Linked DNA regions of Mus musculus: regions 1, 2, 3 and 5 are each linked to region 4. Evidence: chromatin loops called from intact Hi-C (ENCODE). Cell type or tissue: heart. All regions are shown on one strand.

The links. Peaks named below come from ENCODE experiments on the same cell type or tissue, not always from the same donor. Only the 100,000 strongest peaks of a DNase experiment are listed, where the experiment ranks them.
Region 1: a loop joins it to region 4, with 2.1 times the contacts of the local background. A loop is called at or near these places in 4 of 42 quality-filtered maps.
Region 2: it touches region 4 in a loop (2.1-fold over the local background); 3 of 42 quality-filtered maps call a loop at or near these places.
Region 3: a loop joins it to region 4, with 1.9 times the contacts of the local background. A loop is called at or near these places in 4 of 42 quality-filtered maps.
Region 5: a loop joins it to region 4, with 2.3 times the contacts of the local background. A loop is called at or near these places in 2 of 42 quality-filtered maps.

The regions. Positions count from the first base shown.
Region 1 is chr7:134,770,648-134,775,647 of GRCm38, reverse strand. It overlaps Dock1 (dedicator of cytokinesis 1), which reads right to left. Exons shown (of 52, transcript NM_001033420.2): 17 at 4,078-4,181; 18 at 3,173-3,356. Among named protein-coding and RNA genes, the nearest start is that of Dock1, 100 kb to the right of the region's middle. In heart, no CTCF peak of the experiment used is centred here; a DNase peak (open chromatin) is centred at 3,107.
Region 2 is chr7:134,739,381-134,744,380 of GRCm38, reverse strand. It overlaps Dock1 (dedicator of cytokinesis 1), which reads right to left. Exons shown (of 52, transcript NM_001033420.2): 6 at 3,247-3,395; 7 at 42-177. Among named protein-coding and RNA genes, the nearest start is that of Dock1, 71 kb to the right of the region's middle. In heart, no CTCF peak of the experiment used is centred here; no DNase peak of the experiment used is centred here.
Region 3 is chr7:134,729,549-134,734,548 of GRCm38, reverse strand. It overlaps Dock1 (dedicator of cytokinesis 1), which reads right to left. Exons shown (of 52, transcript NM_001033420.2): 3 at 4,491-4,531; 4 at 444-499. Among named protein-coding and RNA genes, the nearest start is that of Dock1, 61 kb to the right of the region's middle. In heart, no CTCF peak of the experiment used is centred here; no DNase peak of the experiment used is centred here.
Region 4 is chr7:134,668,224-134,673,223 of GRCm38, reverse strand. Dock1 (dedicator of cytokinesis 1) reads right to left here and starts at 2,537. Exons shown (of 52, transcript NM_001033420.2): 1 at 2,380-2,537. The coding sequence starts at 2,425. In heart, no CTCF peak of the experiment used is centred here; DNase peaks (open chromatin) are centred at 1,373, 2,053 and 2,563; H3K4me3 peaks cover 2,277 bases; H3K27ac peaks cover 2,318 bases.
Region 5 is chr7:134,570,413-134,575,412 of GRCm38, reverse strand. No RefSeq gene overlaps it. Among named protein-coding and RNA genes, the nearest start is that of Dock1, 98 kb to the left of the region's middle. In heart, no CTCF peak of the experiment used is centred here; no DNase peak of the experiment used is centred here; H3K27ac peaks cover 20 bases.

The sequences.
Region 1 (5,000 bases), 100 kb before region 4:
GTCCATCTTGGCCTGACCCTTCTGATCCAAGGGTTGAGGGTGTCTCCGTCTCTGTCTCCGTCTCAGGAGTGATCAATGTCGCTTTAATGGAGACCAATGCATCACCTAAGCCCCAATCATTCCGAGCTGGTATCACGCACCATGTGACTGGGTTGAGTCTGGTCTCTATAGTTTAACTTTCCATTTCTAGTTATTTACTTATCCTTGGGAGGGTGTTATTTCGTTATTGTTCATTTGGGGTTTTTCTTTTCCTTTTTTTTTGGTTGTGGTTGTTTGAGGGATTTTTGTTTTGTTTTGCTTTTTTGGAGGTTTTTTTCCCCCCTTTTTGGGTAGAGGGGCAGTCAGCGATCATTAGATGGATCAGACTAGCCCGGAGCTCACTGCAGAACCCAGACTGTATTTGAACTTGTAAATTCTCCTGCCTCAGCAACCAAACCCCATCCCACCCAACAAAAAACTTGGATTATAACATTTGTACTGCCCATCTGGGCTCTGTATTGCAAATTTGAGGAAAAAGTTCAAATGAGAAAATTCACAAATCACCCCACTGGGCAGTGCTGAAGGAAAAAGTTTGTCCCTCCCCCACAGAGCTACCCAGGCAGGAAAGGCCTCCAGTCCCGGGGACTCAACACAGCTGGGTTCATAATTATCCTTTGTTTCATGACTCCTTTCCCTCTCATTATACAGTAAGCTAATTGAGAGGAGGGATCGCATCTTACAGTTCTTGTCCTATCCCCTATGGCAGCCCACACAGCGCTGAGGACAGAGATCTTTAATACAAACCTTGATGAATAATTCAGCCCCTGCTTTTCTTTCCCTAAGTAATGGAACTTTGCGAGAACAAATTATGGTTTCAGGAAAAATGATTCCCTCAGAGGAGAATTTGGGACTCCACACTCAGGCGCCAACTAGGGCACCCCCATCTTATACACTCCTGGCATGGCACAATCCCAAAAAGGGGTATCAATGCTTGCATGAAATGAAAGCCAGATTCTTCCTTCTGTTCAGTGAGCAGCATCACTTTGGAATTTCCTTGTTGCTTGGCAACAGCTGCTGCAGAGACCAGGGCTCTCTCACTGGGTACCAGGGAGGGAATCACCCTGCAAATGGTGAGATTCAAGGAGCTGTAAGGTAAGAAAGTATTCCACACACCACCCTGGGAGGTTCCCCCCCCCCCGCATGTTTTAAAGAGATACTGTGGATGAGACTTGTTTTGATAGGAAATTATGATCAAATTTCAGACAACTAGCGATGCATCTGGAACACTGACCCACATATAAGACAGTGGCTTCCTCCAAAGTGAGAAGCTGAGCAGAGCTCAGCACCTGCTGAGACACTAAAGCAGACACACTTGGGGTCAATGACCCAGCTGGGGACACCACCCTTAGCCTGCATTGAATGAGGCACAAACATTAGTTCATGTACCCCAATGTAGGTACACGCTGAGAATCTCATTCCTAGTACTGGGACATTCTTTGCACAGCCCAGTCACTAGCTGGAGCCCACATAGCTGACTCATGTCCCTGAGAATCAAACTCCTGCACAATCCTCCCTCCCCCCCCCCCCCACTTACACAAATCCAGTCCTTCTGGGAAGTGGGGGATGGGGGGGGGGGGTCATTTGCTGGTAGCGATTACCACAGGCAGCAAGTAAGAACCCTTCAGAAATGATTCAAACCCACGGTGACTTGGCAACCAGGAAGTGTCCAAATGGTCTCCAAGTATCGGTGTTCACATAGGCTCAAACAACTCAGATGTGTCTGGATGACTCACAGCCTCTCACTAATATTTTACTAGGGAGGCCAAGGGTGGGAAAGCCTCACTGGGCAAAGCTGAGAATGAAGAGAGATGTAAAATGTAAAGAGAGATGGAAGCAGCAGGTGGCGAAAGTTTGAAAGACACCTGACTGGCACGCCTCAGCCCTCAGGACAGCAACATTTCTCCCTTCCAGAGTCCCATCTTCCAAAGGACGGGCTTCTTCCATGCTAGGGTAATCCAGTGCAAGCCCAAACGATGCCTGCTCCTCGGCAAATCTCAAACTCCAGCCATGACTGACAGGCAACACCGAGATGTGATTCCTGATAATGACGGACATTAATAATCACAACTCCTATCAGGCAGTTAAGAGGGAAAAAAATTGGATTTTCAAGCTCCATTTCAAGAGAGCATAAAGTCTCTGCACAGCTATGATACGGCCACATTAGGAGGACGCGGCTTTTAAATGAAGGATTTGTGCAGAGAGCCTCTGCCTCCTCCAGACAGAGTCACGGCAACGGTACTGGTGTGCCCTGAATAAGAAGTATCGCCACCGGGCTGCCATGACTCCGAGGAGGCTGCAAGCAGTGGGAAATGAACTCAGTCAGCCCAGGGCCGAGGCATCAGCTGATGAGTGACCTGCCACATTAGGCTGAGCTTGGTGGACTAGAACCAGCAAGGAGGTCTTATCTCACACTGTAAGCAGGGAGCCCAAACATATCAGGCCAATCAACTTCTCCAAAGAGAGATAACTGGGAATTATCTCAAGGAGAATCAAGACAGAGGAAGACACAGAGAAGGGAGTACCTCACATCTGACAGTGTGTATACACTAGCCAGAACGCTCCGGAAGCAGGCATTATTCACATGTGTACCAGCGGGAAGAGCTGGGTTAAAAGCTTCGTTACTCAAGGTCATTTCCAGGGTTAAGTTAGAATGAAGGTTCAACTCCATTTCTCTGATCTGTTTTCAAACCTTGTGTATTCCCCATGATGCCTTGTTTCCTTCTTTTGCCTGGAAAACTTCTCCAAGAGGAAGGCTGACAAGACGGAAGAGTGGTTACGGTGCTCGCTAACAAGCTTGATGAACAGAGTTCAAGCCCCACTGTTCACACAGAGAAAGGAAAGAAGCCAGTGTGTCCTCTGACTGCCCCCACATACACCACAAATAAACACATTTAAAAATAAAATTAAGTCCTCCCATTGTTTAATCTCCCTGCTAAGTTAGTCCTCAGCCCAAAATAGAAGTGTGAGTTTTAAACTCTGACGGATGCCACTTCCTCTTCCCAAGCTCATCGACATCTATGGAGGTCCTTATCAAAGGACACAGTGGGTGACGTCCACGCACCCACAGGAAACTCCTCCACTCAACACGCAGCCAAAAGGGATGTGTTGGAGAGGGAGGAATTCTAGAACTCACCGTTCTGGGTCAGTTTCGTGGAACACACCAGAGTGGAGATCTGGAAAGAGTCTTTGCTGATGGTACAACTCCCAAGACTCTGCATTCCTTTGCCTGTGGCTGAGTGGCCCTTTTCTTCCAACTCCCCCTTGGTACTAGGGAGGCTCAAGTATGTGGCTGCATCTTCGAGCTTTTTGGCTTCAGCCTGTGGGTTTGATTGCACCTTGTATCAAACAACATTCATGGAGGCCACACTCCAGGTTCTGCATGCCTTATTATTATGATTTCCTTCAACCCCCACGCCCCCTTCCACACTGTGTTCTACAGTGCACTTCAACCATCTTCCCTCGTCCTGTGGACTAACGCCCATCCTCAGCCTTCGCATACAGCACGGAACGTGTTATTGCCTGTCATCGTCTCTCGTTAGGAACAGCAAAAGGGCTGGCCAATCATAACTGCTCATTTACATAATTAAATGCAGCTCCATGCTACACAGCAGCTCTGTCCTCCGGTGAGAAATGTCAACTGAGATGTTCATCTTGATCGCAGGCTTGACTGAAGTGGGAAGTTCTGAGAGCTTGGTAAAGCATACCTCGAAGCGTGTCCACCACAGAGAATTAACTATGAGGGGAAAGTTACCTCCTGAAACTAGGTACACATGAAGACTGGGGACCCTGATGGGCTAAAACAAAGTCTCCTCCCACAGTATTCTCTGTTTCCTGGCCACCTGGATATAAGCTGCTCACCACACCCTCCCCACCAGGAAGGACCAGGACCGAAAGCGCTGACACACCCTGACTCCCTTTATTGTTTTGCTCAGGTATTTGTCACAACCATGAAAAGCTAACAGTTCAGCTCAGGTGAGGGCTTCACTAGGGCCTGATCCAGTCAGGGCGCCCAGGGTACCCTGGGACAGAGGTGCGTACCTTGTAGACAATAAGGTCATGCTCCCCGTCTCTCAGGGTGGTCCCATCGTATCTCATCAGCTTCACAAAGGCCAGTGCGAAGATCTTTTCAGATTTATCCTTGGCTGCAAAGAAAACCAATCATTACCCTCAACTACAGTCAGGACAAAGTGACATTAGCACCTGCTACAAAGACGCCTGGTAGACAATCGCCAACGTACACAGGAGAAGCCAATGGGGGACGGAGAAACAAACCCCACAATCACCAACAGGAAGATTCGCATCAGAAGGATCGACTGTCCTCGAACTAGTTCCAAGTCTCAGGGAAGGGGAGACTGTGCAACCCAGAGCTGATTCCAGGACAAAGCCAGGAAGGTTTTGCAGAAGAGTGAAGGGAGCTCACACCGCTACAACCCGAAGTAAGTGGGAGGAGCCAAACTGAACGTGGCTTGGTTTAAACAAGAACAGAGAGACTGCGATGTGAACGAGGGAATAAACCTAGGACATGGGAAAGGGCCAGTGCAGGGAGGAAAACTGCTTAGCAATAGAGAAACCACGGAGTCCTAGTGCACACCACCTATCTCTGGGGGCCAGAAGACCCCCCCCCATGAGATGTTCTAGGGTCTTTAGCAAGAAAGTGCAACAGCCAGGCCTGCATGGAGGGCAAGAAAGTGCAACAGCCAGGCCTGCATGGAGGGCTCGTGCTCTCCCTTGCTTCAGGCTTCTTCAAAGCATCTAAAACAATCAACTGCCCATTCATATATGGTATCAGCATCTGATGGGTTTTCTTCATGGTCTTCAACACTGGCAGATATGTGGGGGTAGGGGATTTGTTATGTTACTGCTAGTCTGTCTACTGAGCCCTGGAATCTAAGGGTTTCTGAGTATGCATGTTTGTCTGTGTGAGAGTATACATATGTAGGTGTGTATGTATGCAATATATA
Region 2 (5,000 bases), 71 kb before region 4:
TGTGCAAAGTGGCAAAGTGCACATTAAGGAATGGAACCTACTTTCTCCTCTTGCAGTCTCTCCTCCACTTGTTTAGAAGCAACTTCGTGTGCTCGGAAGAGACTGATGGTGCTAGTTAGTTCCGGGTCCAAAATGTTCCCATCTTCATCCCTCACCACCAGGTCCAAATCAAGAATTCTAGAATACCAAGAATCCAGAGCATGGAGAGCATGAACCAAGAGAGGGGGTCCCCTAGCACAGTGTCAGGCCCAGCCACAGAGCAGATGAAATGCCTCAGAAACTGGGACCCATCCACAGATATCAGAGAATGCCATTCTGTGGCATGGCTTTCTGTAATTCAAAATATGTCACACTGGGAGAAAGAAAATGACTCAGTGTTACCTATATTTCAATAAAGCCTTCACCTTCCAATAGACCTTCAAAGTCCAAGTGAAGTATGCATGACTAACAACTGTGGAAGATGCGGGTCATTAGAGCCCATTCTGCACCCTCACATGTATACGACCCATGGGTACATGATGGCAGAAAGCCTCTGAAGGATCGAGGTCTATGTAACAACTTTCACTAACAGGACAAAGCCTCTCAAATCTCACCAACTCATCCCAACCCTGAACCTGCTCTAAGACTCAAGACCAAGACCATGGGTCAGCATTTTATGAATGATGTCAGTGATGTATGGGTGGGGTCAGCTCTGATGTGGGCGTGGTCAATGAATTGTAGGTGCTGTGGGTGAGCTCCTGGAGGCCCAGGCTAAAGGCCTGACAAGCTATACCTGGTGAGGCCACCTTGAGGAAGATATATATCAGGCCCTTTGCCAGCCCACCATGAGTATCATGTGATGTCATTGTCACCTCAGTCCAGATAGAAAATCTGGTCAGACCCACTTCACAAAACAGAAAACCGAAGCTCAGTGAGGTCAGTTATGTAGTTCGGATAAAAGATAGAAAGAAGATGGGGTGGCAATATTCTCACCACAACATCATCACCATATGAGGTAGCCTGTCAGTCACAGCAACCAGTCTACATGGGTCTCTGCAACCAATACACAGTTGGTTCTGTTGTGGAGTGTTGGCTTCACCATAACAAGGTTAGAGACTAGTCCCAAGAGATGGCAAAGGGTCTAAAGAAGGGGATGGCCACCTCCCTGTGAAATCAGAGTGTGTGCGTGTGTGTGTGTCTGTCTGTATCTATGTGTGTATGTGTATGTACAAGCAGGTTTCTATGGATAGGTATGGTTGTGGACCTGTCTGGTGAATCCGAGTAAAGGTGTATGCATGTTTGTCTCTGTGTTTTACACAGCCATCTTTGTAAAGAAACAGTCCGTGACCTTTACCATATTTCCCACAGTTCCCTAGACACTCCACAACCCCACCCGACTCAGGTAAAAGGTAAAAGCAAGAATACGTATGTGATAATGATGAGAGCAACAAACTGCTCCCTGAGAGACGAGACCATCCCAAAACCAAACACTCTATGCTTTTCTTTATTATTATTATTATTATTATTATTATTATTATTATTTATTATTATGTCACTCTCTGAAGGGGGGAGGGGGAGGATAAGCAGAGAGCATGGGGCTTTAGAAGAATCCTGGCCTGCAGTCCTCAGGTGAACTTGTCTTAATAAGGTTGTATTTCCTATCAAAGCAGTAAATTACATTTGGAAACACTTTCTGTCTTAACAGGATTGTTCCATGGCGTAACGTACTTAGGCTGTTTCCTGCAGCCAGATTAAGCAGGTGGTCTCTGAACCTAACTTTGAAAACAGGCTTCTCCAATACAAAATGAAATCAGAGTTCCAAAGGTTTGCTTTTGTAAACACACAGTCTTGAAACAGGCTTCATTGAATCAGTATCTAATGCCCTATATCTGGAATCTCTGGCCTTGGAGGCATACAATCAATCAATCAATTAATCAATCAATAAATAAATGCCTTTGCTCCTCACATTTTAGCCCAATGCCGCCACCATATGATGCAGCCTGTCAGTCACAGCAACCAGTCTACATTTGGTCTCTGCAACCAATACATAGCTGGTTCTGTGCAGGTGTTAGTCTCACCTCAACAAGATTAAAGACTAGTCTCAGGGGATGGATGCCACCTCAGGAAATCAGAGTGTGGGCCTGGGTCAGTAGCTTTTGAAAGCAGGTAGTCTTGTAATGGGTTTCATGAAAGCTGTGTCTAATACTCTATATCTGGAGTCTCTGGCCTTGGAGGTAAAAATAAAAGTCACACCTAATGTGATATTAGGAAACTTTCATACATTAAAAGGGGAATTGTCAGAAAACAAAATTATGCAATAATTCAGTTATTCACAAAGGCCCTATGGCTTGTCTAAGATTCTGAGCTGATGGGCAGGAGGCAGCCCCTGTTCTCACCTCCACATCCTCAGGTGTAAAAATGGGGAAGGGTGCAGACTACACCTTAAGTTTTCCACCACCCAAACAGCAGTCTGACTGAGCTCTTAACCTAGACCAGACAGCAGAACTCAGAACCCAAGGGGCAGGTCCCCGGATTGAGTATAGTGAAACCTGCCCAGGTGTTTCTGAGGTTATAGGGCCTGAGGAAAATGCAGGACCAGGTCATCTTTAAGGCTTCTTGCAGTGTAACATGTGAATAAGCAAATGGGTACCAGATGGGAAAGGCCATAACTTCATCCTAACTACTGATATAGCAGAGATAGAACCAAGACAGTCACATTCCCAGCAGCTAATATTAGAGCATGCTGTTTTCAGGAGTGAGCCATCTTTCAAGACACTCAACTAAACCAGGGTGGATGTCTCCCATAAATGGAAACATCTCAAAAAGGCAACGTATAGTTCATCTCAATTGTAAGTTAAGAGGATTGTGCCTCTGTCTGTTAGATCAAGCATGTCAACTCTAGGGACAAGTTTCATGGTGACTTCTAACGTCTAGTCTGACAGACCAAGGGACTACAGGAAATAATCTAGAGTCAAATGCTATGAGTAGAAAGTAAAATTATAAGTAGAATATCATAACAGGGGTGGGACAAAACAGCAAAAATGAGGGGCTACCCCAACCCAGCTTCACAACTCCCCCACTTACACAGCAAAGACTACAGGTTTCAAGGGTGACAGGATAAACCAGATTAGAATGTAAGCCACTTCATTATTTTGATATTAGAAGTTTGGTTTTATGATAAAATGTAATTGAACCATCCTCCAGGCCTAGGGTTGTGCTATTACTGTGGAAAATTTAAGCATGAAATCACCATTTGCACAAACAAACCTGTTTCCATAATCAATTTTGGCTGTGACCTTCTTCTTCAGCTCTTTGAGCTCATCCTGGGGCAGAGTTCCAGAAAGGATCTGCGACCGCCATTCAATAAGGTCATAGATCATGTGTCGCACACTTCGAAACATCTCTCTATTATCTTGCTACATAGGAGAGAAAGTTAAAATGTAAGGGCTCTGATTTAAAAAACAAAAAGAAACAAACAAAAACAAAAAACAGCACAGTGGAGATTATGTCAAATGGATCGTTCTTCAAACTAAAGTAGAATATGCTCTGCTTCCTGGGATCCAGTGACTGTCAAAGAAGAGCAGGTTCACACATCAAACAGAGCACATTGTATAGGATTTGGTTCCTATGAGACCCTGAAAGAACAAGAAGTAAGCCACGTCCTCAGCATTGAACACAGCAAGAACAGAACCTTGAGCCTCAGTCTGGCCTGGAACTCGAAGCAGCATCCTGTGCATGACCAATGCATGAAGGCAGCCAGATAGCTGAGGATAGTTTCCAACACAGAACTATAAACTCACCTAAAACATTAGGAGATTCCCTCTTCAAACTTCATTGCTCCATCGTGGAGCCTGAGCTTCATAGTTAGCAAAGACTGGCATGTCACCATGTCAAATATTGGCTATGCCTGGAAGCACTGACTGTTGTACTCTCTTCCCATGACAGTTCTGCCCCATTGCTCACCTGGAGATGCCTGGGTCCCAAGACCATGCTGCCAGCTGACAGATAAGCCATCTTGTACCAGCCTTCCCTGGTACACTGTGACCCTCACAACATACAGCGGCAGAAAATGTCTATCCATGGATACTCTTTTTGCTTCTACATCAACTTGCAGTAAACTGCAAGATAAGATCCCAAACTGACCCGTCTCACCTTTTGTGTATTGGGTTTGTGGTACAAGAACCCCCACAGGTTTGCACTTGTTGATGTAGCTCATCAAGAAGACTAAAGTTGTCTACAATGTTCAGCTTCTCAACATCCAAGTGGGAGTTAATTAATAATATTTTAAACACTATCATTGTTCAAAAATTAAAATGTAGAATTGCTGTTTTTAAAAAGGAGCTCTGGTCTGTATTATCTGAGATACTCCCTCCTCACTAGCTCCTATTTTGAAAACCATTTGAAACCCCTCTTTAGAAAAGTTTTTAAAACAGCCCTACCACCTACCCAACACACAGCACTCTGACAAGTTATATTATTGTGTGTGTGTGTGTGTGTGTGTGTGTGTGTGTGTGTGTGTGAGGGAGGGGGTTGTTACAGCAGAGGCTAGCAGAGGGCATCTGATCTCCTGGAGTTGGAGTTAGAAACTTCCAGATACAAGTGCTGACAATCAAACTTTGGTCCTCTAGAAAAAACCAGCAAGTGATCTTACCTGCCGAGGCACCTCTCCAGGCTGTTTGTACATTACCCTCGTTCTATTCCTGCCTTTTTTTCTCCTTCTTCCCCTTATTTTTATTTGTTGCTGTTGTTTTGAGACAGAGCGTCATGTAGACTAGGCTAGCCTCAACCTTAAACTATTCTTCTAGTCACTCAACAAGTATTTTTTGAGACCAAACACTGTGCCAAGAACTGCAGTGGTGTGGGATATTTGATCCCATTGTGACCCTCAAGACTGTGAATTGGATACACCGGGTTGTAGTGTAGCTCAGCCCTAACAGACTCCTTTAACCCCAGAGCTAAATAAAGTCAAGTCTAGGTCAAGAGGCAGGGCAAGAAACCAGCTGACAGGGAGTGAGCGTAAG
Region 3 (5,000 bases), 61 kb before region 4:
GACCACAGCTAAGGTGCTGACCTTGAACCCTTAAGTGGGCCAAAGCAATGACCAAGATGACTGAGTCACGAGTTCCTTTATTGTTCTATATCATCATGGTCAAACAGAGCTATTATCTTTTATAATGAGTTACTGTTACTATCTTTAACTGTGTATTTACACGTGCATCTGTATGGGGCTATGGGTACATGAGTCTAAGTGCGTTTTCTGGAGTTCCAGGTAGTTGTAAGCTAGCAGACATTCCTGCTGGAAACCAAACTCAAGACTTCTGCAGAAATAGTAGGTGCTCTTAACCAATGAGCCACCTCTGCAACCCCACTGGTATTATCTTAACCTCCGAGTCTTACCCTACCACATATTTGGCAGCAGTGCCATGTGAAATCATCTAATCCTTCATTTAAATATCCAGAAGAGACTCATCACCCTTTTCCTTCAACACTCACCCTTTTCCTTCAACAATGGCTTCTTTAAGATGAATATATGAAGCAGGAAATATACCCTTGGAGGGAGAGAAAAAACATTTTTATTATCCATGCAAATACTGACTGCAAATCAAACAATAGCCCCAGAGGAGGAGGGGCTAGGGGGCTGGCTAACCATTAATTTTGCAAGTGTAAGCATCACACACAACACAACGAAGAAAACACAAGGCATAAAAGAGAATCTCCCAATCAGCTTGTATTTCAGACTGTGCAGATGTCTTAGCAAAAAACAGACACCACATGTTTGCGAAGCAACAATTTCACAAAGGCCCAAGGAAATGTTCTCCTCCACAGGTTGCCCCTCCTCTGCACTGCTGACCTTGACATTGGCACATGCAACAAGTCTGATGCCAGAAACCAATTGTGAGGACAGATTCCCCTTTATAAAATAACAAGACTGCCATCAGAAGTTGGCTTAAACCACTGATTGTCACAAGTGTCCACTGACCACTGAGGTACAGCCCTGGGGCTCCCCTCATCAGTCTCTGTATGAAGTAGACAATGGTAAAAGGCCGAAGGTGGGTGAAATTCCACCCATCTGCAGAAGTGCTGAGGAAACATGCTAGCCTATGCTTCTACCCTCCTCTAACTCTCCCGTGTGCAGCATAAACACATGTGTATGTAGACATGTGGCTCAGTCGAGTCCTGCTTAAAGGAGCAGGTCTCTTGAGAAGAACTTCAACTTCAAACATGGTCTGTGGAATGCCAGGAGTAGTTTTTCAAGACCTGACTCATGGGATCCAGAGCAGCCCAAACCAGTGACTCCCAGAGGCTCAGGCTGCACAAGCCAGAGATGACTGGTACACATAACAGAAAGGCAGTTAGTGCCCTAGTGATTCAAGATAACCTATTGGGGAAAAAGGAGCATCTGACTGGACGCATCTGCCAACAAGGGGCTACACTGGACATCCAGAAAGCAAATGGGCAATCATGCTTAGAAGGAAACCGGGCTCAGAGAGGGCTGAAAGTGGCTAGCAGATACTGCTGATCTCTGCTTGCCCTGTCCTGTTGGAGGTCGATTCTAATGATTTGAATTAATCCAGTCCTCAAAATCAGGAAGGTCCTCGTCACCAATTGGTTTCTGATCAATCAATAAAGAACCAATGGCCAAGGGATGGGCAGGTAGACTGATGTGAGACTTTGGGGATTTGCATGGACGAGGAACCAGGAGAAAGGAAGAAGAGGAGGATGACCATGGCGGGGAAGAGAAAAGGCCAGACCTAAAGGCCCACTTGTGAGAATCAGGGTAAATGGCCATAGGCCACTTCACTGAGAATCAGGGTAAATGGCCATAGGCCTGGGGTGTCAGAGGTAAAATCTAGATTTTAAAAGATGTTAACACTGCCAGGCATGGTGGCCCACGCCTTTAATCCCAACACTTGGGAGGCAGAGGCAAGCAGATTTCTGAGTTCGAGGCCTGGTCTACAAAGTGAGTTTCAGGACAGCCAGGGCTATACAGAGAAACCCTGTCTCGAAAAACCAAAAATAAATAAATAAATAAATAAATAAATAAATAAATAAATAAATAAATAAATAAGATGTTAACTCGGAAGTACAGTAGGGGAGTGTTTGCTAGCAGTGGGAAGAATTAGAAATGTCCAGCTATTAAACTAGTCAAGGCATATTAAAATTAACTGATGTGTGTGTGTTTCATTGAAGAATCCAAATAGCTCTTGGTGGGTGTGTGCATGCAACCCGTCTGGAGCACAGAGTGGCTAACTAACTACCGCAACATTGTCCACCAGCAAAGTGAACAGATTTCACACATAGAAATACTATGACATCAAGCAAAGGAGTCAGGCTGAGCAATCAAGAGGTCCAGGTCATCCAATCCAGGACCCAGATGCCAAGACACCCAGAAAGACATGTAGGTGTACATGTAACACGTTATTTTCACTGGAACTCGAATAGGTGTGGGTTTAGAAGGAGGTGACACAAACCACTCCAGCCCTGTCAAGTCCACAGAAAGAAATTCCTCAGCCTCAGCACTCAATATTATGAAAACCAAGGAGAAATTACAGCTGGATGAGACTGGACATGCCTAGAGATTTGAAATGAGCCACTGCCCAGCCCAACTACATGTCTATGAATATCTAGACAGAGGATGCTCATGCAGGGCTCTCAGACAAGACTCCTAAGGGCCTTGCTGCTTCTCTGCATCTGCTTGGGGCCACTTCACACAACTGCAACCAAACTTTAGCCTCTGCAAGGCTTTAATTTCCTCATTAGCCAATGGGGATGTCAGGTAGAAAATAACCACACCCTTTTGCAGCATTAGGACATCATGAGGTAGAAGGCCTAGGTCTCCTGGGGCCAGGAAGAAAAATTCTGACTTTGAAAAGGACTAGAACAGTGGTTCTCAATCTAAAAGTCACAAACCCCTTGGGGTAGCATATCAGATGTTTATATTAGAATGCGTAATAGTAGCAACATTACAGTTATGAAGTATCAGTAAAAATAATTATATGGTTGGGGTCACCACAACATGAGGAACTGTTTTAAAGGGTCAACAGCATTAGGAAGGTTGAGAACCCCTGAACTAGAAGAGTGGGAGAGCCCAAGATGGGGATGGGGTTGCTAGGCAACATATGAGCATCAAGGAAAAGTGAGAGCCTTCCTAGGCCTGTGTTCCTCACAGCAGGGTGGCTTTGCCCTATGTAATAAAGGAGTCTGCACAATGCTAACCATCAGGGTGGGTACCTATGTGTGCACATGTATGTAGGCATGCGTGCGGCAAGCGCTCTTCCTCAGAAGTCATCCACCTTGCTTTTTGAGACAAGCCTTGTTGGCCAGTGAGTTCCAGATAATCTCTACTTTCTGCCTTCCCAGTGCTACAATTATGAGCATGTGCCACCACCCAGATTTTAAGGCTTTTAACATTGGGGCTAGAGATAGAACTTGGATCCTCAGGGCAAGCACTTTACCACTGAGAAACCCTAATACTCCTGGTGTCTTGCCTCCTGAAATCTTCACCATGGTTCCCCCAATCTGCACACTTCAAGGGTGATATCCCTAAAGGAGGCTTCACAGCTTCATGGAACTCTAGCCCTGCTGGTGAAGGCCAGCCCAGGCCTCTGAGGATACAGAACAGGGAGGCCCTGGCATGGAAACCACTAGGATTCCAAAGCCCTATTATAGACTAGAGATCACAACAGAGTCTAGTTGGATACAGCAGTAATGAGAGGCCAATTCTGGGAAGCAAAATGAACCATCTGTCAACCACAATCAGATATTAAAAGGTCCAAGTTAACATGGACAGACTAACCATAGCTTAGCATGGGCATTACTGCAATGCCATAGCATTACAGAGTAAGAGAGAAGAGCCATAATTAGGTTTTGTGAAGCTAAGAATGTCGAAGCCACACTCCCTTGTGGATGGGAGTGCCCTTCACAATATCTGAGGAGTGATAGTATGTTTTTGATTCGGATATTCATAGACTCACACATGCAAATCACCCTAGAAAATCAGGCTCTTTTAACTTGACTAAGCTAGTCTGAAAACTGCCATAAGGCAAGAGGGAAATGGCCATGTGTGAGCTTTGCAAACTTGCTAATTTACCAAGGATAATAGGAAATGGAAAACTGTTGGCGGCATTTTACTCTTCTGAAGGGATTATTCTCAGTTCATGGCTACACACAGTGGTTCAACAAGATGCAAAATTCTATCAGGACAAAAATCAATTCTCCCTCCATGAGTGGAGATCAACAATTCACTCCTGGAACTAATCACCTAGGTGAAATGTTTTTTGTGGGGACAGGTTCTCACTAGGTAGACCAGGCTAGCCTAATACTGGGATTATAGATAAGCATTCCCAGCAGAAGCTGTGATTTCTGCAGACATCTTTATTCAGAAGAATCCAACTCAAGGTCATTTTTTTTAATCTCAGCCCATATATATGGTAAATTTCAAGAAAGAGATAAGTAACATTCTTATATATAAATAAGATGGAATTTATTTCCTCTCATGGTTTAATTTATGAAGAGACATGTTTAATGGAAAAGACTTACCTTTTTAGACTTTTTCCTTAAGGTGTAGCCTCTGTACCACCCTAAACAAACACAGGGTTGAAATGGTTAGGAGACACAGCATACTCCAAGCAAAACCTTCAAAGTTTGCAGAAGTCACTGCCCTCCAGACCCGGAAAGACAAGCACCCTAATGCCATAGAGGAGTCCCATAGAGCACGGCTCGCTCCCTGCACGTGCTGACCACCCCACTTCATCTCTGCCTGCCTCATCAACCCATCCCATCAAAAATCAAAAGTTAAGTCCTAAAAGAGGCCTTGTTCCCAGCAGGATCCTTGTGCATGCCCCCCAACTCCCCATCTGCTGATCTGACTCAAGATCTCTCCAGGCACAACTTCCAGAGTCTGGAATCATCAAAGACTGTCCAACAGAAAACCTATTGAGAGCCCACTTCCTTCCTCTGTAAGGCTCTGCCCTGGAGCAGCCAGAGTCTCACAAAGTACTTCTGTGGCAAGGACAACTCCCAAGGAAGCACCCAGGCCAAGCACTCATA
Region 4 (5,000 bases):
TGGAGGCAACATCCATGTCTCTAGGGGACGTTACAGCAAAATGTAGTGCCACCACCACCCTACCTACACCCCAGCGCTGGATTGATATCTCTCTCTCCCTCCCTCCCTCCCTCCATCTCCTCTCTGTCTTTCTCTGTCTCTGTCTCTCTCTCCCTCTCTCTCTCTCCTCTCTCTCTGTCTCCTCTCTGTCTCTCTCTGTCTCTCTCCCTCTCTCTCTCTCTTCTTCTCTCTTCTCTCTCTCTGTCTCTCTGTCTCTGTCTCCCTCTCTCTCTCTTCTCTCTCTCTGTCTCTCCTCTCTGTCTCTCTGTGTCTGTTTCCCTCTCTCTCAAGTGAAGTCCCCACACCCAACAAAAGAACTCACAGTGTTTCCACTGCTAAATGTTTTCTGGCCTTTTGCTTAGAAAATACAGCTTTTTTCCTTTTGAGATACGCTCCCACGTAGCGCAGACTGGCCTCAAACTTATTATGCTGCAGAAGATGAACTTCAACTTCTGATCCTCCCAAGTTCCGACTTTACTGGTATGCACCTCACTACCACCCTGCACTACAAACTAGGTTTGGACTAACTGCCCCCCCCCCCGACACCCCCACCCCCACCCCCAACCTCTCCCAAGCCATTTTCTTTCCTATCTACAACCCTTCATTCCCAAGGCTGCTGAGGTCTCCAGCCTGCCTATTTCTTTCTCCCAAATGGCAACAAAACAGTCTTCCAACTTAAAGGGAGTGGAGGATGCTGGGGGGGAGGCGGGGGGGGGGGGGCGACGACACGACCCACCAGATGTGAGGATGCATGCCTTTAAACCTAGCAATCAGGTGATAGAGACAAGTAGACCTCTGTATGAAGCCAGACCAACCAGGGCTACATAGTGAAACTCTGTCCCCCCCCCAAAAAAATAAACAAAAAAAAATCAAAGAAATAGACTCCCCTCCCCAATAATCCCAAGGCACCGTGGCAGTTGCAGCAGAACAGGGATGAATGTGAACCCACTGTTGCCAGGGTTCAAACCCAGCAGCTCCCATTACTATGCTACAAGGGTAAAGCACAGGGGGCAAGTTTCTCCACTACCCGGGAGTCCTCTGCAGGGCCCTCCTTCCTCAACTGCACCCCGACTATCTGGCTTTCTGCTTGCCCCTGCCACTCTTCTAGCTGTTCTTTCAACAGTCCTGGGCAACCCCAAGAGAAAACCTCCCACACCCTGAAGCCATCCTAAGTAGGACCCTCATCCCAAATTAAATAGATGGGACTCTAACAGCCCTTCCCAGCTCTGCCATGGGCCTCTGAAAGGTCGGCCAAGCACAGGTGGAGCTCAGCTCCAGTGTTCACAACGCAGGGAAAAATCCTCCAAACCTGGGTGTGGGCCTAGAGTGGAGGTAGGGGCCCTAGGCTTCTCCAGCCCTGCCCCCATGGCCACCATCTCCTACTTGTTACAGAAATAAGTAACTGGAGTTCAAAGGAAGGACACGGCCTTGTAGACTGGAGTCTCCGGGAAGCTTTCAAAGACAGCGGGCTGGGACATGAACTAGGCCTGCAAGACGGTGCTGAAGGCATGCCTAGAACAGACAGCTGCTGAGAAAGTGCCCCAAGGCAGCCCTTAGGGTGGAAGGCAGCAAGCTCCCCTAAATGCTTGCTTGCAAATCCCCAAGAAATGCCTGCTTGCAAGTCAGAGTCTCTGCTCAGGTGAGGCTGGGCGTCAGAGGATCCTTAGGGAAAAGAGAGCAGGAGCCTGGAAACGGAATGGTCAAATCTGGAATGCCAGCGAGCCCTGAGGCCTAGACAGACCTGACTTTTGATGTGGGCTAGCTGGGGGGCGAGACAAGGTCTGCAGGGCTCTGGGACTGTCTGGCCATTGAGGAAAGCGGGACTCCTTGGATCAAAAGTAAGCTTGCAACCCTACTCCTTCTACCCCCTAGGGAAGCGACAAAGGCAAAACCAGGTCCCCGCCCTCGAGGTCCGTTTCCAGAGCCCCGGGGACACAGGAGCGCCTGAGTGTCCCCTACCATCCAGGGCGGGAAAGGCGGCACCGACCCAACCCGGGAGGCGCAGCCACTCCTCACGCGAGAAAAGGAGGCTTCACAGATCCGAGCGCTGCACAATGAAAAGTGTCCACCCGGAGTCCCGGATGCCAAACAGAAGTTTCCCGAAGAAGCCAAAACGCACACAAACAATGACCCCGGGAGCCCCGCGCACGCAGGAGCACACGGGACTACGACAGAGCGAATGCGCGGGAATGAGGAGCACGGTGGACCCCGGAGGGTCCCCGGGTTCCCCACGCGGGCTCCAGCCCCGGGCGGGCCGGGCTCCGCACCGCGCGGCAACAGGCTGGGCGCCGCGGCGGGGAAGTTGCGCGCGGGGCGGGCGCGGGGCGGCGCGCTGCTCACCCACGCCGTACTTCTCCTCTCGCTTGGTGGGGACCCAGCGCGTCATGGTGGCGCTGGCCGCAGCCCACTGGAGCCGCCGCTGCTGCCGCCGCTGCTCGGGCAGGAAACTCTGCGCCTAGGCCGCCATCTTCCATTCCTTCCCCGCCGCGACAGGATGGGGAGGAAAAAGTTTGCGGCGGAGGCGGTGTCATGTGGGACGGGGCGGGCGGAGCGTCGCGGGCCGGATGGGAAAGGCCGGGAGCGCCGGCGAGAGGCGGGACGGCGGCCGGCTGTAGCCCGCCCAGGCGCGCGTGCCCTGGGGCTCGGCCCGCCGGGTCCCTCGAGGGACCCAGGCTGCTTCCCGGAGCCCATGGACGCCCTGCATGCTGCAGGAACCGTGCAACTCACATCCTCTACTTTCCACTAAACACCGTGCACCTCGCACCTACTAATCTGCACTGTATGGTCCTCACCCTGCACTGTCTACTCTGCACCGCATCCAGCACTCTTTACCCACACTCTACTTTGAACACCGAGCACCCAGCATCCCAAACACTCTGCACTCTGTACCATACAGGGTACACACATACACACACACACACACACACAACACACACACACCACGCACACCATCCTGAACACTGTACCCTGCACCTCACAAAGTGCTATCTTTTCACACACAAGCGTGCACGCGCGAACACACACACCACAAATCCTTATAGCCCTCTAGGCCTGGATCTAACACAAATAGTCAGACACCACACATGTACTCACTGGTGTGAAGTGCGGAAACCCCAGTTCTGACCTGGTGGAGAGCGTTGGAGCAGAGCTAGGAGTTCATCGTAGTTCATTCATTCATTCAAAGTGGGCACCCATTTTGCCAGGGTCTGAGCGCATTGAGCGTGCCTAGTAGCTGATGGGAGTGGTGATGTACAGTCAGCACTGGTAAGAGAAGCCTAGGAAAAGACTTTGCAGCCCCTGGGTGTTTCTAACAGCCCAGATCTCTTTGGGTGTTGAGGGTCTGGAGCAGCACAATGAGGCTCCTAGTTTGCAGCAACTTTGAGGCGTTCAGTAGGAACTGGGCCTGCTGAAGTGGGGAAAGAGAGGAAGTGGGAAGAGAAAGGAAGCCAGTTCCAGCTTAGAACAAGCAGCTCCTAGCAACTCTAATCTGAAGGAGGCTGGTCTCAGACTCACCCAGTGCCAGCCACCCACAAGTGCAATACTTCCGATTTCTTCAAGGCCTGCCCATAGACACACCCTGAGCGTTCATTAGAATCCAAGAAAAGGTTAAAACTAAGGGGAGGGGTGCAAGGGGACCTCGGGTCCACAGCAAGCTATTAGAAGGGGCAAATGAGATTGCATATTCTACTGTGTGCCCTCTCTTGCATCCTAGAAACAATGACAAAGACACCAGCCTGGGAATCTTCAAGGACTAAAGGAATGAAAGTTTAAAAGAATGAAGGCTACATTGTGTAAGATTGCATGTCAGAGCCAGAGAGGGGCCAACTCAACTAGAATTGGAAAGGTCAGGTGCCTACCTGCTGTAGACAGGGCCACCCCAGCCTGGAGCAGTTATATCAACCCGTCCAGAATGCAGCTTAAATAGCCAGGAGCTCCTGGATGGGGAAGGTGAGAGAGAACCTCCCCAGTTCAAGATAATATACAACTAAGATTTCTAGCAATTCAGCCACTGATTCATAGAAAGTCACAGGCTCCTTTCACTGATAAGGAACTTCAGTCCCTCAAAAGGGAAGCTGCCAGGGCTCACCTCCCACGTGGCCTCCAGCATTCACTAAAATCCGAAACCTCAAGGGTTCAGGCCTTGAGGGTGGGGTCCAGTAACTCACCTGCTCCAAAGAGAAGCAACCAAAGGTGCTAACCAGAAGTGGGGTGCTCAGAGTCAAGTGCCTGGCCCACTTTAGGTCAAAAGAGTTTCCCTGAGAAAACTGTCTTAAGCCTGGACTTTAAGGATAAGCAGAAATGAGTAAGGGGAAGTGGGGAATTAAGTGGATGTGCAAGGGGCCTGGGGTGGAAAGAAATGCTGGTTTTTAAAGGAAGGAAGAAACCAGTAAGGCTTATTTAGACGTGACCCACGGAGATGCTCCTGGATAGAAGGGCTTTCTAGGTCTTCCTGGGATTTTGGAAATCCATGAAGAAAACCAGGAAGATGGATTTCAGGAGCACACATATTATCTTCTGTGCCTCATTTCAGTTCTGTTTTTGAGGCTCCATATGAGAGCAGATGGCTTGTGTTGAGAACAACCAGGCGCCTGAGATCCAACAGTCCTTGAAAGCATGCCCTGCTGTGGCCAGCTGTGCAGTCACTCTGCTGTTGCTTCTGCCTCATCCTCCTGGTGCTAAACCTCAGGGTCCTGACGGCCCCATACGTGAACCAGGACTGCTGGCACCAACCTCATGGGACATCCTGAGGCTCTCCAGAGAGTGTAGCTATATAAATCAGCAGCAGACCCAGAGCTGACGGCCTCCTGTCTCTCCCTTCCTCCGTGTTCATTGTTCAGTAACCTCAGGGTACACATTTTCACTCTGATAAAAAATGACTGGTACAGGAAGCTAGGGAAGTGGGTCAGTGGGTGAAATGCCCAATATGCAAGTTTGGATCCCCCAAATTCAAAAAACAAAAA
Region 5 (5,000 bases), 98 kb after region 4:
CCTAATCCTTCTCAAACAGTTCCATCAACTTGAGACAGAGTATTCATAGGGTCGATGAGTCTATGGGGAGCGGGTGTCACTCATTCATATCATCACAAGCTGGGATCTGCCCATTATTTGGTGAGAGCTGCTTGCTGTTTGGGAATGCATGGGTTAGATGACATCCTCCTGTCCACTCCCCCAATTCTTACTGTTTCTGGAGTCTCAGAATGCAACAGAATTTGGAAGTAGGTTGTTGGAGATATGAATACTTTGGGTCAGTTGAGACTGGAGTTAGGCAAGACCCTTAATCCAATATGGTAAATGACATTTTAACAGGAGGGCTGGTGATATAGCTTATATGGTACAGCACTTGTCTAACACACACTAAATAAATAAATCATATGCGATGATACATACCTGTAGCACAGCACTTGGAAATGAAGGCAGGAGGATCAGGAGTGCAAGATCATCCTTATGCACATAGTGAGTTCAAGGCCAGCCTGGACTACGTGAAGTGCTGTCAAAAAAAAAAAAAAAAGTGACATACAAGAAGATGGCCAGGTGATGATGTTTCTAATAGTCAAGGAATACCAAGGACTGTTAGCAACATGAAAAGTTGGAACCTACTCTTCTAGAAACTTGAGAGAGACAGAGACAGAGAGTTTCTGTTTATAGCTCAATTTCACTCTTCTCAAATCAGAGATGAAGAAAGATGTCAAAGGCTTCAGGAACAGCACTATGCAGCTGGCAGCCTGGGAGGCTGGGGTTGAAGCTGCCTACTTTCACCTTCCTCTCTTCCTGCCTCCCGGCTCCTGATCTGAGCTGCCCAGCGTGGCCCCTTGCCTCCTATGACTACAAGGTGTCTTACAGTTTCCATTGCTGTGAACAGACATTATGAATAAGACAACCTTTTATAAGGACAGCACTTAATTGGGGCTGGCTTACAGGTTCAGGGGTTCAGTCCAATATCATCAAGGCAGGAAGCATGGCAGCATCCAGGCAGGCAAACATGGACCTAGAGGAGCTGAGAGTTCTACATCTTGATCTGAAGGGAACCAGAAGGCTGGCGAAGCTTAGCCCCATAGGGACACACTTCCTCCAACAAGGCCACACCTCCTAATAATGCTACTCCCCGTGGGTCCAACATTACAACATATGATTCTATGGGAGGGGGGGTTGGCTATTTTAAACCACTATGCAAGGCATGTGCGATGTAGCAAGTTCAAATCACGATGCACTCTCCACAGCCTGCACTGGGTTGTAAAGACCTAGTGAGAAAGACCATGAAATAGTTCACTAATTATGTACTTTTAAAATATCGACTACATGTCAATTCAGCAATATTTTAGGAATAGTGGGTTCCATAAAACATATTGTTAACCTTACCTTCACCTATTTCTTTTTACTTTTAAAAATAGGACTATGAGAACATTTTAAATTATACACATAGTGCAGGTTGTGACTTGTATTTCATGTTCTCTCACTGTTGCTTTGTACACAAAGTCAGAGGCAGGCAAAGCGGCTGTGAGTGGCCACTAAGGTGGCTTCCTGGGTCTAAGGCAGGAGTGAAGAAGGAGTGTTAGTTTTTGTTTTTTGTTTTATTTGGGTTTTTTTTTTTTTGAGGGCAGAGAAGAGAGATCTTGTGTAAGACCTACTGTGTGCCAGAGAGATACCTAGAGGGGAATATCCTGTGAGTGAGTAGAGCTTCTGGGGGTGAGAGCTATAGAGTTGGATGCACAGACAGAGTCCCAGCATGTCCAAGAACATGTCCCAGGATAGCTATGAGTTTTCTCGACACAAACTAGTTAATTACCCTGAAATATGATAAGATTTTCTCCAGCATAAGCTGTGTCAAAGATAACGCCACGTTGCCAAGACACTTAGTTTGAAGCATGCCCAGGAGGTAGGTGAATTTTGTAGAGAGACTGGACTGGCAAGAGCAGGGGTCAGTTTTGGTGATGAGAATACTTACAAGGAGCCAGTTTAGTATTGGAAAGAGGATGGCTTTGACTTTGGAAAGGAAGCTAGTCTATGGAAATGGCTGGGCCCATGGAACCGCTGGCACATTTCAATTTCAATTTCAACCACTGGTAGATAATTTTGGAGTTGTCAGCATGTGTTTCTGATCATTGACACTAGTTTTTGGAGAGACAAATGCCAGCCTCACCCCCAGCTATCAGACCAAGTCTCACTATGTAACTTAGGCAGACCCTAAACTCATAATCCCACTTCAGACTCCCCAGTGCCAGACGTATAGGAAGGAGTCACCCTCACATCTTAAAAATACATTTTGAACTGCAAAAACCACCTCACTGTCCAAAGAAATTCTGAGGAGATTACTTATATAACAACTAAATAACAATAAGTATTTATCATTATATAATTACCTGTAATGGTGTCTCACCAATCTTAGCAACGGGAGTGTGAAGGGCTCGTATTTGTACCATGACACACAGTGCTAAATCTGGGAACTGGAAAATTATGGACCCAAAATGTCACAGATGCTAATAGATTGTCTCATTATGTAACAAACCAAATAGCTCACGAGAAAGTACAGTGATAATGATGAAGGCAAAGCCATAAAGATTTCTAATTAAAATGGAATAATAACAGCAGCTGAAGACACAGCCATGCGGGGCCATTCTGACGGTTCAGGAATAACAGATCCTTGCAAATTCCCATGCTTAGCAGCCTAGGAAGTATTGTCAAATGGAGGCTGAGCAAAGTGCTTGGTAGCTCTAAAGCCAGCTTGATTTCTGTTTAAAAACACCTTTCTTGGGAAACTCATTCTTATAAGAAGGGAGGACAGGAACTGCCCGTCATCTGCCTGTTAGGAAAGAAAGAGTGTGAGCTCACTCTCCAATTCTCCTTCCACCTCTTCCTGCTCTCCTTTCTCTGGTCTACAGTCTTCTGTAACCTATACGAGAACAGCATTCATAGATGGCGTGATGATCCTGTTATTTAGCTAGGCGATAACATGAGCGACAGTTCCATAAACACTTAGGTTACTGGGATCCTCAAGACCTTTGGTGCATCGAGTTACACTTGCCATGATACACCACGTGAGAACTGAGATGCTGAGAGCATTGACTCATTTAGAATAACACTAACAGGCCAGTGCATAGCATCTTAACGTAACACGTTAGTCAAAATAAGCTCCATTTTCCAAGAGAAGGTAGCGAGAAGACCAGCATTGCTGAGCCAGTCTGAAAAATCCGCATAGTGTCTGGTTTAGCAGAAAAGCTTGGTTCTCATATCTGCCGCTTCCTGCAGCAGGCTGTAATATTTGGCTGAAGCAAATGGGGCAAGTTTGGCCTCAGTATCTGGGGGAAGGTTTACCACCCCAATATTTGTCACTGGTCTTTGATACTTTGCTAAGAAAGAAGGTACCAGTGTCCCCAAAGTTAGTAACAGTGTGTGATATGAAATGCCAAAGATGCCTTTGTTCTCCCTTCTATTCAAATACATTTTTCTATCTTGGAATCTTTTTACCCATGGAAAATTTCTGTAACACCTTGCACTAGCCAAAGGGAGAACAATCATTTCCTATCAAGATGGCTGACACAAGTGTTGACATGCTTCATTAAAAATTATTGAGTATTTATCTTCAGCACTGATGACATCAGAGGGTATTTCACGCTGAGTGGAAGGAAGGCTGTCCAGCCTGTGGCAACATATACATAATTCCCACAATCCACTTTTCGTCTCAAAGCCTCCACTTTATCTTTGACAACAGATAATCTCAGTTGTTCTCCTCCAACTGGCAGGCTCACCTGGTCCTCTCCTGAGAAAGGGCAAGTCTAAGAATCTAGTGTGCTTTTTAGATACACCAAGAGTGTTCCTTGGGAATGTGACTAGTTTAGGGCACAAGTCAAATAATTACTTAGGATCTTTTATTCCAGACAGCTATGGGATTGCAGTACACAGCATATGTATTTTATGTGTGGTTCCTAATGTTGTCATAAGGGATATTAAAGCACATCATATTAATTTGAAAGGAATCACCAAGAGCAATTTCCCCTTCTTTCTCTGCATGCAGCAGCAGAGAGCAGGATGATCTGGTCAGGTGGACACGTGGCCACTGACTTGCTTGGGAGCCAGAGGGAAACCATGAGGGGGGAGAAGAAGGTGAAGAGGAAGAGGAAGTCACCATGAGTTAGGAGTCAAGAAAACAACCCTGAGGGCTGGCCAACTAGAGTTAAGAGAAGCCCGGATGAAACATAGCAAAAAATAACTCAGGATTGTTGATATGAAATAGATTTTAATAGCATAGAGGATAGACGTCTGCCCAGCTCTAGTGCTGATTAAGGTTTAAGGTCGTGAGTGTCTTTTACCTGGGAACTAAATGGCCAAAGGTGGGGTAGAAACCCTGGATTGGGATTAAAATTTTCTACAACAAAATACTGCTGTTTTTCACCTTCAATACAAACAACAGTGTCCGGAACATTGCAGATAAGTCTTTGGTGGGGCCATGACTGTTGTTTAGTGTTTGGACCTTCAGATTAGAAATTTAGGGGGAGGAGAACTTGATATTGAGCCAAAGCTTTGAGTATCCCCAGCAAGCTCTCTACTCACTGAGCTGTGTTCCCAGTCCAGATCCTGTGGGATGCTCATTATCCAGAGGCTCCAGATGTCTTACTTTCTAACCTTCTGAAGCAATAGTAAAAACTTCTTTCCATAAGTTCAGTGTATATAGACTCACCTTCTCTCTAAGATCTGTTTATAAGCCCACATCAACACTTCTGAGCTAACCTTGTCATCTGCGGAGATGTTTCTCAGTGAGGTCAGCCATTGTGCTTGGATCCAGCCAAAGCTGACAGCTGGTGCTCATCTTTCCTGTTGTGAATGAGGGCCCTTCATGCAGCTTAATTTGTGCCTTATCTTTTGAAGATTTTTTTTCCTAGTTAGTAGTTTTGCTGTTCAGAATGACCCAGAAGAAAACTATGAACTGCTTCACCAGAGAAACCATGTTGATGAGACAAAGCTCTGATCTGGCCTGGCTTGTTACTGTTGGCCGT